2 separate regions of the Homo sapiens genome follow, and region 1 is linked to region 2. The links are chromatin loops, found by intact Hi-C in ENCODE. Cell type or tissue: heart left ventricle. All regions are shown on one strand. Each heading gives the region's core, and the rest is flanking DNA. Links, peaks and the distances in the headings are about the cores only.

Region 1 (7,793 bases), core at 1,930-6,929, 410 kb after region 2:
GCTGCAATGCATGAAGATGAGATGAGATAGCATGCATCTATGCCCTTCTGCCCTGCAGCTCCCAGTCCTCTGACAGGCACCCCTCACCGCCTTCCTGGTGTGTCCCACATGTCCCATTTCACGGGGCACCAGCTCCTGCACAGTGCTCCTCACTAGATGTGAGCTTTTCATTTTCTCCTGGTCTGCCTCCAGGACTAGATTGTAAAATCCTGTGGGCTGGGGCCTTATCTTCCTCATTCACCCTTGTACCTTGGCACCTAGGAAGACAAGGTGTTTAATAAATAATTATGAGTAAATGTAGAATGAATTGTGGAGTGGGTTGCTCCTGCAAATTATTTAGAAATGTGTGCAAATCATAGCTCTAAGGAGCCTAGGTCAGGGCAATGCTGTGAGTGTTCTCTTTTTACACCCAAGAAGTGAGGATCACAGCGAGATGAGGGCTTCTGCACAGTCCCCAAGCCCTGAATCTCCCTGAGGTGTTGCCCAGGTTTGTCAAATAAAACAGGATCTGGGGCAAGTCTAATATTGTCCACACCTGAAGTAGCCTGCAAAAACAAAGCAGTAGGAAATGACAGGCTCTGCTGCAAACTGGAAAGGCTATCCAAGTCTCTCCAAGGCTTTCAACCCCCAAGTAATGACTCTCACTGTGTAGCCCAAACAGAATACACTTGCAGGCTCTACCTGGTCCCCCAAACCACCAGTTTGTGACCCTGCTGTGGTCCAGCGGCCCCAAGAGACTGGGAGGCTGGGTGCCCCTGCCCCAGCTGCTGGGGGTCGTCACCACTGACCGCCGAGACTCAAAGGACCAGGTGAACAACTGGCCAATCCCTTGCTCACCACAAGCGTCTTAAGAACTGAGCCCCCCCAATACTGGTGAGAAGGATTCTGCTTACTCTCACCATGTGACACCAAAGTCCCCAGGCTCCACCAGGGAGCCTTGAGGGAGGGGTGGGAATGTCCCTCCTCTATGAGCTGTATTCCCTACTGTACAAGGGTGGGTTGTCCAGATAGGGCCCTTCAGTTCTAGGACATTGTCTGGGGGTGTCCCATGCCCTCAGGATCTGGTTTTCAGGATCCTGAAGGATGCTGCATCTTCCTTGTGAATGTCACATACCTCCACCCCCTTGAGGACCCCACTTTTGCACTGGACATGCTGCTTGAGCCCCCTCTGACTGCTCTGCATGTGCCCCTCAGTCTTGTTGAGCCCCAATCACACTGTGTTTCCCATGGGGAGAAGGTGCCTCTCCCCACCTGGAGCCGAGTTTGCTGCCTTGGTCCCTGAGTATCGAGCTTGTGCCCAGGGCTTTCCATGCTCTTCGCAGGGTTGCCCTGGGAACTTATTCAAGAACAGGGGCTGGAAACCACAGTCCCATTTCAATATAGCCCCAAAGCTAAGAATGGCTTTTGTATTTTTAAATCTTTGGAAACATATCAAAAGAAGAATAATATTTTGTGACATGTGGAAATGATGCAAAAGCTCGGTGTCCACAGTAAATAAAGTGGCATCAGGACACAGCCGCCCTCATTCACATATGCATTCATGTGTTGTCTCTGGCTGTTTTCATGCTCTGAGGGCAGTGTTGATCTTTCTGGAAACTGCCAAACTGTTTTGCAAAGTGTGGGTATCATTACACATTCTCATCTGCAGTTTAAAAGAATTTCAGTTTCCCCGCATCCTTGCCAACACTCAGTATGGTCAGTCTTTTTCATTTTAGCCCTTTTTATAGAGTTGTGGCATGTCATTTGGTTTTAATTTGCATTTGTCTAGTGATAATTATATTGAGCAGCTTTTCATGTGCCTGTTTGCCTGGATATCTTCTTTAGGAAGTGTCTGTTCAGACCTTTTAAATGTTTCTTTTACTGTGCTATTATTACTAGATTTGAGAAGTTTTCAATATAATCTGCATACAAGTCCTTGGTTAGATAAATTATTTACAAATATTTTCTCTCTGTGCTCAACTTTTTCTTTTGTTAACAGTGTCTGTGATGGTTAATATTGTCAACTTAATTGGATTGAAAAAAGTATTGATCCTGGGTGTGTCTGTGAGGGTGTTGGCAAAGGAGATTAACGTTTGAGTCAGTGGGCTGGGGAAGGCAGACCCACCCTTAATCTGGTGGGCACAATCTAATCAGCTGCCAGCAAATATAAAGCAGGCAGAAAAATGTGAAAGACGAGACTGGCCTAGCCTCCCAGCCTACATCTTTCTCCTGTGCTGGATGCTTCCTGCCCTGGAATCTCAGACTCCAGATTCTCCAGTTTTGGGACTTGGACTGGCTCTCTTTGCTCCTCACCTTGCAGATAGCCTATCGTGGGACCTTGTGATCATGTAAGTTAATACTTAATAAACTCATATATATATGTAAAATAGCTTATTTTACATATATATAATAGTTTATTATATATACATATCCTATTAGCTCTGTCCCTCTAAAGAACCCTGACTAATACAGACTTTGGTACCAGGAGTGGTTCTAGAGGAACAGAATATTAAGGATGGAGTTCTTTTGTTGGTTTTGGGATTTCTGGAGTTGGCTGCTTAATATGATTAGACCCAAAAATGCTAAGGACTCTACTTGTAATAGTATGGCGAACACTGATAGTCCTTGGCTTGAACTGTTAAGAGAGTTATGCAAAATAAATGCATTTGACACTCCTGATTCACCGCTCATGAGAGCCAAGGAGTTTAGTGACTCTGTACATAATACATTTGACTGTATGTGGAAAACCAGGGAACATAGTTAAGCTGGTTGGTTGCTCCTAAGTTCAGTGGACAAAGTGATCAAAGAAAATGAACTCAGGGATTCTGCCTCCTGGCTTTAGAAGCAGATACTGAGCCTCAAATCTGCTAAGATTGCCCTTATCTCTTATAGAGAAAGAGCTGAAATTATGGAAAAACAGGCACAAGCTCTTATTATGCAGGTGGGTGACCTGCAATAAAAGGTGCATGCAGGCATCTACTGTTAAAATGAAGGCATTGATTGGAAAATAATGGGACCCTGCAACTTGGAATGGGGACATGTGTGAGGACCCTGATGAAGCTGGGGACATTGAGTTTGTAAACTCTGATGAACATTTCTTGCCAGAAGAAACAGCTTCCCCATCCCCAGTAGTGGCAACATCCCCTCTGACCCATGCTGCCATCAGCCTTTCACCTTTGTCTAAGTAGATAAACCCTGCACTGCCTGAAGCAACAGTGAGGCCTCCCACGAGGCCGTTGCCAGGCAAAATAATGTTGATTCTCCTCAGGAACCACCTGCAACACCCCGTTTGCTTCTAGACCTATAACTAGACTAAAGTCCTGGTGGGCCCCTGGAGGTGAGATTGAGAGTGTGACCCATGAGGAGGTGCACCTCCCTGGAAAAGAATTGCTTGAATTTTCTAACTTATATAAACAGAAATCTGGACAACAGGCATGGAAATGGGTATTAAGTTTATGGGATAATGGTGGAAGGAACACAGAGTTGGATCAGACTGAATTTATTGATTTGGGCCTGCTAAGTAGGGACTCTGCTTTTATTTATTTATTTTTATTTTTTATTTTATTTTATTTTTTTGAGACAGAGTCTTGCTCTGTCACCCAGGCTAGAGTGCAGTGGCGTGATCTTGGCTCCTGCAAGCTCCGCCTCCCGGGTTCATGCCATTCTCCTGCCTCAGCCTCCCGAGTAGCTGGGACTACAGGCGCCCACCACCAAGCCCAGCTAATTTTTTTGTATTTTTAGTAGAGAAGGGGTTTCACCATGTTAGCCAGGATGGTCTCGATCTCCTGACCTCCTGATCCTCCCACCTCGGCCTCCCAAAGTGCTGGGATTACAGACGTGAGCCACCGTGCCCAGCCAGGACTCTGCTTTTAATGTTGCAGCTTAGGGAGTTAAAAAAAGATTCTAATAGTTTATTTGCTTGGTTAGCTGAAATATGGATTAAAAGATGGCCCACTGTGAATGAGCTGGAAATGCGTGATCTCCCTTGGTTTAATGTAGAGGAAGGGATCCAAAGGCTTAGGGAGATTGGGATGGTGGAGTGGATTAGTCACTTTAGACCTACTCATCCAAAGCTGTGAGGGTCCAGAAGATATATCCTTGACCCATGCCTTGCAAGATAGATTTGCAAGGGCAGCACCTGCATGTTTGAAGAGCCCCGTAATTGCTCTCCTATGCATGCCAGATCTAATGGTGGGAACCACAGTCACTCATCTACAAAATTTAAATACAATGGGAATAGGTGGATCCCGAGGGGGCGGAAGCCAAGTGGCGGCACTCAATCATCAAAGGCAAGGTGGGCATAGCTACCATAATGGACAGCAGAGGCAAAGCGACAATCAGAATAGCCTGACTCATGTAGAACTCTGGCACTGGCTAATTAATCACAGTGTACCTAGAAGTGAAATTGATGGGAAGTATACTGCATTCCTACTTAATTTATACAAGCAGAAAACTTCTATGGACAAAGGACTAATTTGAGTTATAAAAACAAAGAATCACAGCCTCTCAATCAATTTCCAGATGTAAGCCAGTTTACAGACCCATAACCCCTTGAATGAATGGAGGCCAAGTCCCCTTGAGGAAGGATCCCACTACATTACTGACAATTTATGCAATGAGTCTTTCTCCCATCCTTCCCCAAGGAGACCTCTGGCCTTTTACCAGGGTAACTGTGCACTGGGGAAAGGGAAATGATCAGATATTTGGGAGACTACTGGATATTGGCTCTGAGCTGACACTGATTTCAGGGGACCCAAAACTTCACTGTGGTCCTCTAGTTAAAGTAGGGGCTTATGGAGGTTGGTAATTAATGGAGTTTTAGCTCAGGTCTGACTTAAAGTGGATCCAGTGGGTCCCTAGACTCATCCTGTGGTCATTTCCCCAGAATGCATAATTGGCATAGACATACTTAGCAGCTGGCAGAACCCCCACATTGGCTCCCTGACTGGTAGGGTAGGGCTATTGTGGTAGGAAAGGCCAAATGGAAGCCATTAGAGCTGCCTCTATCTAGAAAAATAATGAGAAAAATAGTAAATCAAAAACAATATTGCATCCCTGGAGGGATTGCGGAGATTAGTGCCACCATCAAGGACTTGAAAGACACAGGGGTAGTGATTCCCACCACATCACTATTCAATTATCCCATTTGGCCTGTGCAGAAGACAGATGGATCTTGGAGAATGACAGTGGATTATTGTAAGGTTAACCAAGTGGTGACTCCAATTGCAGCTGCTGTACCAGATGTGGTTTCATTGCTTGAGCAAATTAATACATCTCCTGGTACCTAGTATGCAGCCATTGACTTGGCAAATGCCCTTTTCTCCATTCCTGTCCATAAGGCCCACCAGAAGCAATTTGCCTTCAGCTGGCAAGGCCAGCAATATACCTTTACTGTCCTACCTCAGAGGTACATCAACTTTCCAGCTTTGTGTCATAATCTTATTAGGAGAGAATTTGATGGCTTTTCACTTCTGTAAGATATCACATTGGTCCATTACACTGATGACATTATGTTGATTGGATCCAATAAGCAGGAAGTAGCAAACACACTGGACTTATTGGTGAGACATTTGCATGCCAGAGGATGGGAAATAAATCTGACTAAAATTCAGGGAGCTTCTACCTCAGTAAAATTTCTAGGGTTCCAGTGGTGTGGGGCCTGTTGAGATATTCCTTCTAAGGTGAAGAATAAGTTGCTGCATTTGGCCTCTTTTATAATCAAGAAAGAGGCACAATGCCTAGTGGGCCTATTTGGGTTTTGGAGGGAACACGTTCCTCATTTGGGTGTGTTACCCTGGCCCATTTATCTAGTGACCCGAAAGGCTGACAGTTTTGAGTGAGGTCCAGAACAGGAGAAGGCTCTGCAACAGGTCCAGGCTGCTGTGAAAGCTTCTCTGCCACTTAAGCCATATGACCCAGCAATCCAATGTTGCGTGGGTGTCAGTGGCAGATAGGGATGCTGTTTGGAGCCTTTGGCAGGCCCCTTTAGATGAATCATAGAAGAGGCCTCTAGGATTTTGGAACAAGATTCTGCCATCTTCTGGAGATAACTACTCTCCTTTTGAGAAACAGCTCTTGGTTTGTTACTGAGCTTTGGTCGAAACTGAACGTTTGACTATGGGTCATCAAGTCACCATGAGACCTGAACTACCTATCATGAACTAGGTGCTTTCTGATCCATCTAGCCATAAAGTGGGTCATGCACAGCAGCATTCCATCATCAAGTGGAAGTGGCATATACGTGAGCAGGCTCCAGTGGGTCTTGAAGGCACAAGTAAGTTACATGAGGAAGTGGCTCAAATGCCCATGGTCTCCACTCCTGCTACCTTGCCTTCTCTTCCCCAGCCTGCACCGATGGCCTCATGGGTAGTTCCCTATGATCAGATGACAGAAGGAGGAAGAGAACCATCACAGATGGTTCTGCACAATATGCAGGCACCACCCGAAAATGGACAGCTGCAGCATTATAGCCCCTTTCTAGGACATCCCTGAAGGACAGCGGTGAAAGGAAATCTTCCCAGTGGGCAGAACTTTGAGCAGTGCACCTGGTTGTGCACTTTGCATGGAAGGAGAAATGGCCAGATGTGCGATTATATACTGATTCATCGGCTGTAGCCAATGGCTTGGCTTGATGGTCAGGGACTTGAAAGAAGCATGATTGGAAAAATGGTGACAAAGAAATTTGGGAAAGAGGTATGTGGACAGACCTCTCGGAGTAGTCAAAAACCATGAAGATGCTTGTATCCCATGTGAGCACTCACCAACGGGTGAACTCAGCAGAGGAGGATTTTAATAATCAAGTGGATAGGATGACCCATTCTGTTTCTGTGGATGCCACTCAGCCTCTTTCCCCAGCCACCCCTGTCATCGCCCAATGGGCCCATGAACAAAGTGGCCATGGTGGCCAGGATGGAGGTTATGCATGGACTCAGCAACATGGACTTCCACTCACCAAGGCTGACCTGGCTATGGCCACTGCTGAGTGCCCAATTTGCCAGTAGCAGAGACCAACATTGAGCCCTCTATATGGCACCATTCTTCAGGATGATTAGTCAGCTACCTGGTGGCAGGTTGATTATATTGGACCTCTTCCATCATGGAAAGGGCAGAGATTTGTCCTCACTGAAATAGACACTTACTCTGGATATGGGTTTGCCTATCCTGTATGCAATGCTTCTGCCAAGACTACCATCCACGGACTCACAGAGTGCCTTATTCACCATCAAGGTATTCCACACAGCATTGCCTCTGACCAAAGCACTCACTTTGTGGCTAAAGAAGTGCAGCAGTGGGCTCATGCTCGTGGAATTCACTGGTCTTACCACGTTCTCCATCATCCTGAAGCAGCTGGATTGATAGAACGGTAAAAATGGACTTTTGAAGTCACAATTACAATGCCAGCTAGGTGACAATACTTTGCAGGGCTGGGACAAGGTTCTCTAGAAGGCCATGTATGCTCTGAATCAGTGTCCAATATATGGCACTATTTCTCTTATAGCCAGGATTCATAGGCCCAAGAATCAGGGGGTGGAAATGGAAGTGGCACCGCTCACCATCACCCCTAGTGATCCACTAACAAAATTTTTCCTTCCTGTTCCCATGACATTACATTCTGGTGGCCTAGCGGTCTTAGTTCCTGAGAGAGGAACACTGCCAACAGGAAACACAACAACAATTCCATTAAACTGAAAGTTAAGATTGTACCTGGACACTTTGGGCTCCTTCAACAGGCTAAGAAGGGAGTTACAATGTTGACTGGGGTGATTGACCCGGACTATCAAGATGAAATCAGTCTGCTACACCATAACAGAGGT
Region 2 (7,793 bases), core at 1,245-6,244:
CCTCTGTGAACCGAGGATATGTTCAAAGTCCTGCATTTGAACCTGGCTCTGTCCCTGGCCACCCAGCTGTGTGACCTTAGGAAAATTCCCTCACCTCTGTGAGTGGCAGGCTTCTTATCTGCAAAGAATGGGAAATACCACGTCTCTTAAAGGGCTTATGGGGGAATAAATGGCACAGTAAGCAAATAGAAAGCAAGAGACACTCATCTCTAGTGAGGAGATGAGACAAACACTAGTTCACATAAAAGCCAGCCAAGAAGATGGTGTGGGGCTGGGCTGGGAGCACCCGGGAGCTGGTTTTGCCAGCACTCCTCTGCAGTGCCCAGGCCTGGCAGTGCCCAGGCTGGGCAGAGTGCCCAGGCCTGGTGTTAGGAACATGTCTGCTACTTAATAAAGATAAGGGGGAGGTAACAGGACCGCAGGAATGAATCTATAAAAGCACAGGCTGCTGGCAGCAGCAAAATGGGAATAAACTCCTTAGTGCACCTGCAGAGCCCTCTGTCCCATCACTACGCAGGTGCCCCCACAGCAGGACAACCCTGGGAATGCCTGGGACCCTCTGGCCTGGCAACAGTTTGTTGATTGAATAGATAGAAGCACATACAAGACCCACTTTCTCCCAATAACCCCAGGACCATAATTAGGAGCCAGATAAGCCCGCTACTTGCCTCAGCTCCCCTCTGGTTTTTTGTGTGCCCGGGGCCGGCCCCAGGCTGAGCCAAGGAATCCCAGAGAGGGGCATCTGCCACTTCCTCCTGGGGCTGTCTGGGCTCTCTAGGGTCAAGGACAGTGAGTAAGGAGCCCGATGTGGGTCTGCAGAGCCCAGCTTCACCTGCAGCAGTCTCAAAGGTCCTCCCACCTCCTCTGCTGCTGACACAGCCTCCCCCAATCCTGCCATCTAGTGCTCCTTTGATGATGGTGAATTCTGAAAGGAGCCCCACCTGCAGACCTGGGGAGGGCCACAGGGTTTAGAAGACTTTCTGAGAAAACACACCGGTGAAGTCCAGCTGTCCTGCTGGACGCGCTCCTGGACTGTGTGGCTTTCTTGCAGATTTCTTTCCCCTTTCTTCCCTCTTTGGTGTCCCAGGTTGTTTTGTCCTCCCCTAATCCCTTCCTAAGTAGAAACAAAGACTCAAAAAGCCAGGAGCCTGAATGCAAGATGGGAATAAAGAGGTTGAAGAGCCAGGGATGCAGGAGGGCAGGAAGGAGGAAGGCCCTTGGGGGGAAGATGGGTGAGACAGGCCCTGCTGGGGTTGGCAAGGAGAGGGTCTCTCTTCTTGGGTAGCCAGAGAATCAGTGCCGGGTGCTACCTCACCCAACTGGTGGAGCTCTGATGTTCCTGCCGCAAGGACTTTCTGGGGGAATGGGGCCTTGGGGGCTGTCTCCCACCCTCACCAAGACTAAAAGGGCCGAGGCAGTTGAGACTGTCATGTGAGTGGACACACAACCACTGCCACACAAGAAATTGGGAAAAACATCTGTGTCACAGATGACAAATGGAAGATGAAAGCCTTATGACATTAAAAGCTCTCACAAGCTATGAACCTTTCAAAAAGAAAACAGGCGGAGAAGAGGAAGTCCCCCCACCTTGGCCCGGCACAAACAACTTAAAAAAATACAATATAGTCAATATATGTATGATAAACTGTTTTAGCCTGTAAAAATGGAAAAAAGAAAAAACCCTGAGATAAAACAAAATGCCTTTTTGTGTGGCTTGTCAAATCCAGGCACCTGGCATGTGGAGAAATTCCACCATCCCCGAGGTCCTCGGGTTTTAGATTGCTCTCCAGGAGGGCAGACATCCTGCCCTGGTGGCGGGCTCAGAGCCAAAGGCAAGGCCGATAAATAAGTGATGGGATTTCTGGGCACAGAGAGGCAGCTGGGATTACGGTAAATGAAACCTGAACATCGAGGCTCCCACTCACCACTGGACCTGCACAGGTGGATACTCCAAATGATCTCCTTTTGTGCACCCTCACTATAGTTTCATTATGGTCCATTAAACAGCAATAATTAAAACAAAATATATTGGATTTGTTTATCCTGGACTTTGCAAGGAAATGAGATTTGCAACGGTGTTGGTGCACAGTTGAGGACTACAGGACTTGTAATTAGCAGGGTAATTAAGGAGGTGTCGCCTTTTTACTGCAACGGTGAACTTCTCAGGGATAATGAACTCTCCTGGTGGAGGGGAGTCCGGCTGGGGGTAGCCATGGGGACCAGGGGCTGCCTATTGCTGGTCCAGCCAGTAGGGGAGCTGGGGCTCATTTACGTAACAAAATGCTGCATGCCAGGTGCTGTTCTAGAAGCCAGGGTGCACCGTGGAGCTTGCATGAGAGCACTGAGACAGACACCAAGCATGTGCCAATAAAGCATTTGAGAAGGACTTAACAGCTAAGCAGGAAACCAAAGCAAGAATAAAGGTGGAGAGTAGTGGGGACGAGAATTGGGCTTCTTTCGTCTCGGAAGTCTTCTCTTGAAGAGAAGACTTTAAGCCGAGATTAGGATGAAGTGAGGGCCAGAGTCTTGAAGGCCACCCAGGGGCAGCTTTCCAGACAGTGGGAAGGGCAAGGACTGGTGGGAAGGTGGGTGATGGTGTCTGGCCAGGCTGGAGTGGGAACGGGGTACAGGAATGGGTTTTCTCCCCGACTGCCCCCGGTGTGATGCAGAGTGTGAGGACACCCCAGTGACCTCTTGCTCTCTACCCCCTGACACAGAAGGCAGACCTTGTCCCCACTAATTTATTCAATAAAGGCCCTCTCTCCAGGCTGTGTACCTCAGGTGGAGCTAGAGGCAGAGGCACCTGGGAGGACATATTCTTGAGTTGGAGTTGTGAGGTCCAGGGCACATCTCCAGCTTCACCTGTGGTGCCCACCTAAAGGAGAAGGGGTGCCCAGCTACTGTGGGGCTAGGGAGGTAGAATGAACTCCATCATCTGTCCCTTCATCCATCCATTTTTTCATTCCTCCTTCCTCCTTCCATCCACCCACCTATCCATCCATTCTCCACCCAGCAGGCATTTGCAATTTCTGATACCCCAGGCTGTTCCAGGGCCTTAGTAGGAGCAGGAACACCCAGATTGGCCCTGGCTCCTGCCATCCACATGAAGCTCTCTCCAGCGGAAAAGGAGCTACTCCGTCTGCAGTTTGGTGCCACCTGGTGGCAGCTGTTGGCTCTGGCTGAAATCAGTGAGGATGATTCTGGGCTGGGTGGCTCTGTGCAACTTCAGGACAGCAGCAGCTGTTTCAGAAAGTACCAAGTAGGTTAATGCCTCTTCTCAGCCCAGTCTGAGGAAGTTGAGCTGGGAGAATGTTGGGGATGCAGAGACCCCTCCCTGCCCCCACTTCCCTTTTCCCACGATTGGTGGCAGGCTACCTGGCTTCCCACTGTTTCCCCTGTGCTCCCTCGGAGGCAGTGGTTACTACTCTGAATTTACATTTTTATGGAGTTTATAGTTCTGTCCAGTGACCCAGAAAGTATGGCCACTGAGGAGTCTCTCTGTAGGGCTGTAGGCAGAGAGCCCCATCTGCTGCTGACAGCCCTCTGAGACCGTGGGAGGAGCCAAGCGGGTTCAGGGGAGGCTCTGAGGACCACCATATGCCACATGCTAGATGACCCTGCCTGGGAGAAACAGCCAGCAGCCTTGACCTTGACTCCTTTACTATCTGAACTTGTGAGTATCTTTTTTCCTGGCCACGGAAAACAGACCCCTGACCTCATGACTGATTGTCCTAGGACCTGCCTCTACAGGCTTCCAGCTCCACCCCAGAGACCTTTAGCTTTGGGCTACCTGCTTATGACCTCTTCCCCCAGCCAGCCTCTTTACTGAAGCATCTATCTGGAGGCTCAGGGCTTTCCTACAGACCTCTGTCCCTGGCCTGGGTCCTCACATAAGTGTCCAACATCCCAGGCCGTCCCTGAGACCCTGCCTGGCTCTAACTTTGCCACCACTGACTAGAGTGGCTGACTCAGAGGCCTCTGGGATTTGCATGATGGATGTAGTTTTCCACATGGAGCTGTGCTCGTGGGTGTCTCACCACCCAAGAGGATGGGCCACTTGGTTAAGGAGGGGGAGCTGAAGGTTGCTCAAGGTGGAAGTGAAGATGAAGAGAAAAATACTTGCATGCCAATGGTCACTGATGGGCTTTCACAGAAATAGGAAGGACTGTGAGTAATTTGAGGCATCTGCAATATGCTTATTCTTTGATCAGATCATGTATCTACTGAAAATTTATTTTAAGAAAATAACAAAAATTAGCCCAGCAAATTTTTGTATTTTTTGTACAGATGGGGTTTTGCCATGTTGTCCAGGCTTGTCTGGAACTCCTGGGCCTGCCTCAGCCTCCCAAAGTGCTGGGACTACAGGCATGAGCCACCTCCCACTGCTAGTTTTAATTTTTTGTCTTATGTCCTTCGTTAAAATTTTTTTAAACATTTAATTCATTGATTGATTGATTTTCCTTTAGACAACTTTTTCTGAAGAGCATAATAAAAGGAAAGTCAGCCATAAACAAAGCACTTAAAAAATACATTCAGGGATTATAAGTTCAGCTGCCTTCAGACAAGAGACAGAAAGTATCCTTGTGTGAGGGGTGAGATATTCCAAGGGACCAGAACCTCCGCCAGATGCATTCCGTGCAATTGTTTTCACATTTTAGAAAATACAAAACGACTCTAATACTGACACTGGCCAAACAACTCAATGCTCCCACTGGCTGGACAGCCAGAAGGTAACCTTTGCCTAAAGTAAGAAATGAGGGTCCCCTTCCCTTCACCCCTTCTGCATTCCTACCCCCCAACTCCAAACACAATTTCCTGGTTAAAGGGGCGAGGACATGAGAGCCAAGGCAGGTGCTCCTGGGAGAGCCATTGCAGGGAATGGGGAGTAGGCATTACTTGGACACAGCAGAGTTTAGCATAGATGTTGCCAGACAGAGTCTGGACCTGGGTGGGGACAGGCAGGAGGAGAAGGAAAAGGGGGAAGAGGGACAGAAGGGAGGGGAGAGGGAAAGGGGTGAGGAGAGAGGGAGAGGGAGTGGGAGGGAAGGGAAAGAGGAAGGGAAGGAGGGAGTGGAGGGGAGAGTAGGGAGAGAGGGTGGGAAAAAGGGAAGAGGAGGAGGAGAGAGAAAAGGAGGAAGGAGAGAGAGGGAGAGAGAGAAAGACGGGGGGCATTTCAGGAGTGAGGACAGATATGCAGATGTGGAAGGGCTGCCCCCCTCCTCTGTTTTCTGAAAGGCTGTCACAGTTGCTAACCACCACCATCAGCTGTGGAGAATGTTACCATTTCACACAGTAGTTCTTCCATGATGGGAATCCTTTTGGCTTTGCAGATGGGAAAAATGATGCTCAAAAAGCTAAGACAACCAAAGAGCTGGAAAGCAGCAATAAGGATTTGGGACATGAAGCCCCATATCCATTCTATGACTTCAGCTGCAGAGTGGTGGGAGAGTAGCCATTGGGATGGTTTGTGGGTGCAGTCAAGAGAAGCAGGCTAGGGAGAAGTGCCTTCCCACTGCTGCAGCCTTTCCTGTAAGACTGGAGAGGGTGTTCACCTGGCTCGCACACCGTGTATCCCCATGACCATGTAGAAGGTGACTCTCTAAAGGCCCTCAGCAACCTTTAGTAACAGATACAGGAAAGAAGAGACAATTGATTGTCCCTCTTTAATTCATGCGATTATTCAAGGCCTGACTTGTCCCAGAGAGCACTGAAGGACACCAGCCCAGCACTGCAGGGAGGCACTGGCTTTGTTCGCTGTCTGAGGCACTTATCTCCAAATGCTTTGTTCACGGCTATGTCCTCTGTGACTTGAAGCTGTAGATCTTGTCTTATTAATGTATGCATTGAACAGATCTTTATTTTATGCCTACTAGGTGCCAGCACTGCTAAGCCCATGCTGACCTGCTGTTTACAGTCAGCATTTACAGTCTAGTTGGGGAAATAATATTGGTAAACACACATACACGAACACACACAAATATTATATTAAAAGGTTTAAGCACTGTGAAGGAAATGACATCTCTTTTCTTTTGCCCCCATGTAAGGCTGGCATGAACAGGGTTCTCAGTGAGCATCTGTTGAAGAAATGAGTGCATAAGGGAGAAGAAGAATGTGCAGGCTACAGGAGGGGCCTCCATCCTCCAGCAAAAGGGAGGCCTGGTCCTGAGCTGGGCTGGTGTGGCGGGGGAGTGAAGACGCCATGGACAGCCTGGCTGGCTGGGACTCCCTGAGCCCAAGCTGCCGGGGCTGAGGGGCTGCCTTGGACAGCTGAGGTCCTCTCCAGGGCTGCATCCAGGGGACCTACTCCCTGTTGCTGGAGGTCTCGATTTGGCAAGCTTTGCTACAGTGTCTGTACGAGGCCCTCCCAACACCCCAACCTCCCCAGGTCCCCAGGTACATCTGCTGAATGTTACCTGACCACCGAAACGGGGCTGCACAGCTGTCTGAATAATGGATAAGGAGGCTGATGGATGGGTGGGCAAAGGTGCATGCCTCCCTGTGTGTTACCTTGCCTCTCGCCAGGCTGGCCTGTGGGGGCTGCAGGCTGATTGGGGATGGGGCTGAAAAGTGGGAATTGCCTGGGCCAGCCTTGCCTAGACAGCAGACAATTTCATGGAATAAATATTTCTATTGCGATCTAAATGTGCTCTGAGAGTCTGCTGTTGAGTGAGACTGAGGCCACGGGGAGGAGAGGGAGGCAGTGCCCCACCCCTGGGAAATGTGCTGAGGAGTCCTGTTATGGCCTGGCTATGCCATGCAAGGTCATGGCCAACAGAGTCACCAAGAGCAGAGCAGTGAGGTGTTGGGGAGGGCAGAGGGCAGTCCTGGAGAGGTGGGACCGATGTGGATGGGAGTGGGCTGGTCAGGTGGGGAGACGGAGGGCCCTGCTGATCCAGGATTGCAAGAGCATGACAGTGAAGTCACAGCTGAGAAGTATTCACTGTGTGTGTCTTTGCGTGTGTGAGAGAGTGGGAGGGGGAGAGAGAGAGGAGAGAGAGAAAGAAGGGAGGGAGAGAAAGAGAAAGGGAGGGAAAGAAGGAGAGAGAGAAAGAGGAGAGAGAGAAAGAAGGGAGGGAGAGAAAGAGAAAGGGAGGGAAAGAAGGAGAGAGAGAAAGAGGAGAGAGAGAAAGAAGGGAGGGGGAGAAAGAGAAAGGGAGGGAAAGAAGGAGAGAGAGAAAGAAGGAGAGAGAGAAAGAGAGAGAGAGAGAAAGAAGGAAAGAAAGGAGAGACAGAAGGGGAGAGAAAAAAGGGGAGAGCGAGAAAGAGAGACAGAAAGAAGGAGAGAAAGAAGAGAATGAGAGAGAAGGAGAGAGAGAAAGAAGGGAGAGAGAGGGAGAGGGAGAGAAGGAGAGAAAGAGCAAGAGAGACAGGGAGAGAAAAAAGAGGAAGAGAGAGAGGGCTGGAAAGAGAAAGAATGAAGTGGTGAAAGGAAGAAAGAGAAACGGGGAGAGGGAAAGAGAGAAAGAAGAGAGAGTGCTGGGGGCAGCGAGAATAACCTACTGATGCCTGGATCAAGTACTGACAGGCAGACCTTGTCAATAGGGAGGTTTAAGAGGCCAGACTTGACCCCAAGTTCTCCTGGTTGAAAACCCAAACGCCTCCTGCTGCAGCTATGTACATAATCCAAGTCTTAGAAATGGAAAAGATTCATTGTGTTTGCTAATTATTCATGTAGCAAACTTACTTCATTCCTTCCGTGGTAATTTCCATTAAATTCCACACATTTATCGAGCACTTAATATGGGCAATTGAACGTGCGTTTTGTTTGAGGGGAGCCATGTCCTATTTAGGGG

The links. Peaks named below come from ENCODE experiments on the same cell type or tissue, not always from the same donor. Only the 100,000 strongest peaks of a DNase experiment are listed, where the experiment ranks them.
Region 1: a loop joins it to region 2, with 2.1 times the contacts of the local background. A loop is called at or near these places in 17 of 110 quality-filtered maps.

What each region holds. Positions count from the first base shown.
Region 1 is chr10:48,991,959-48,999,751 of GRCh38, reverse strand. No RefSeq gene overlaps it. Among named protein-coding and RNA genes, the nearest start is that of MIR4294, 10 kb to the right of the region's middle. In heart left ventricle, for the core only: no CTCF peak of the experiment used is centred there; no DNase peak of the experiment used is centred there.
Region 2 is chr10:49,403,104-49,410,896 of GRCh38, reverse strand. No RefSeq gene overlaps it. Among named protein-coding and RNA genes, the nearest start is that of DRGX, 11 kb to the right of the region's middle. In heart left ventricle, for the core only: CTCF peaks have their summits at 2,300 and 3,158 (motif pointing left); a DNase peak (open chromatin) is centred at 3,146; H3K27me3 peaks cover 2,188 bases.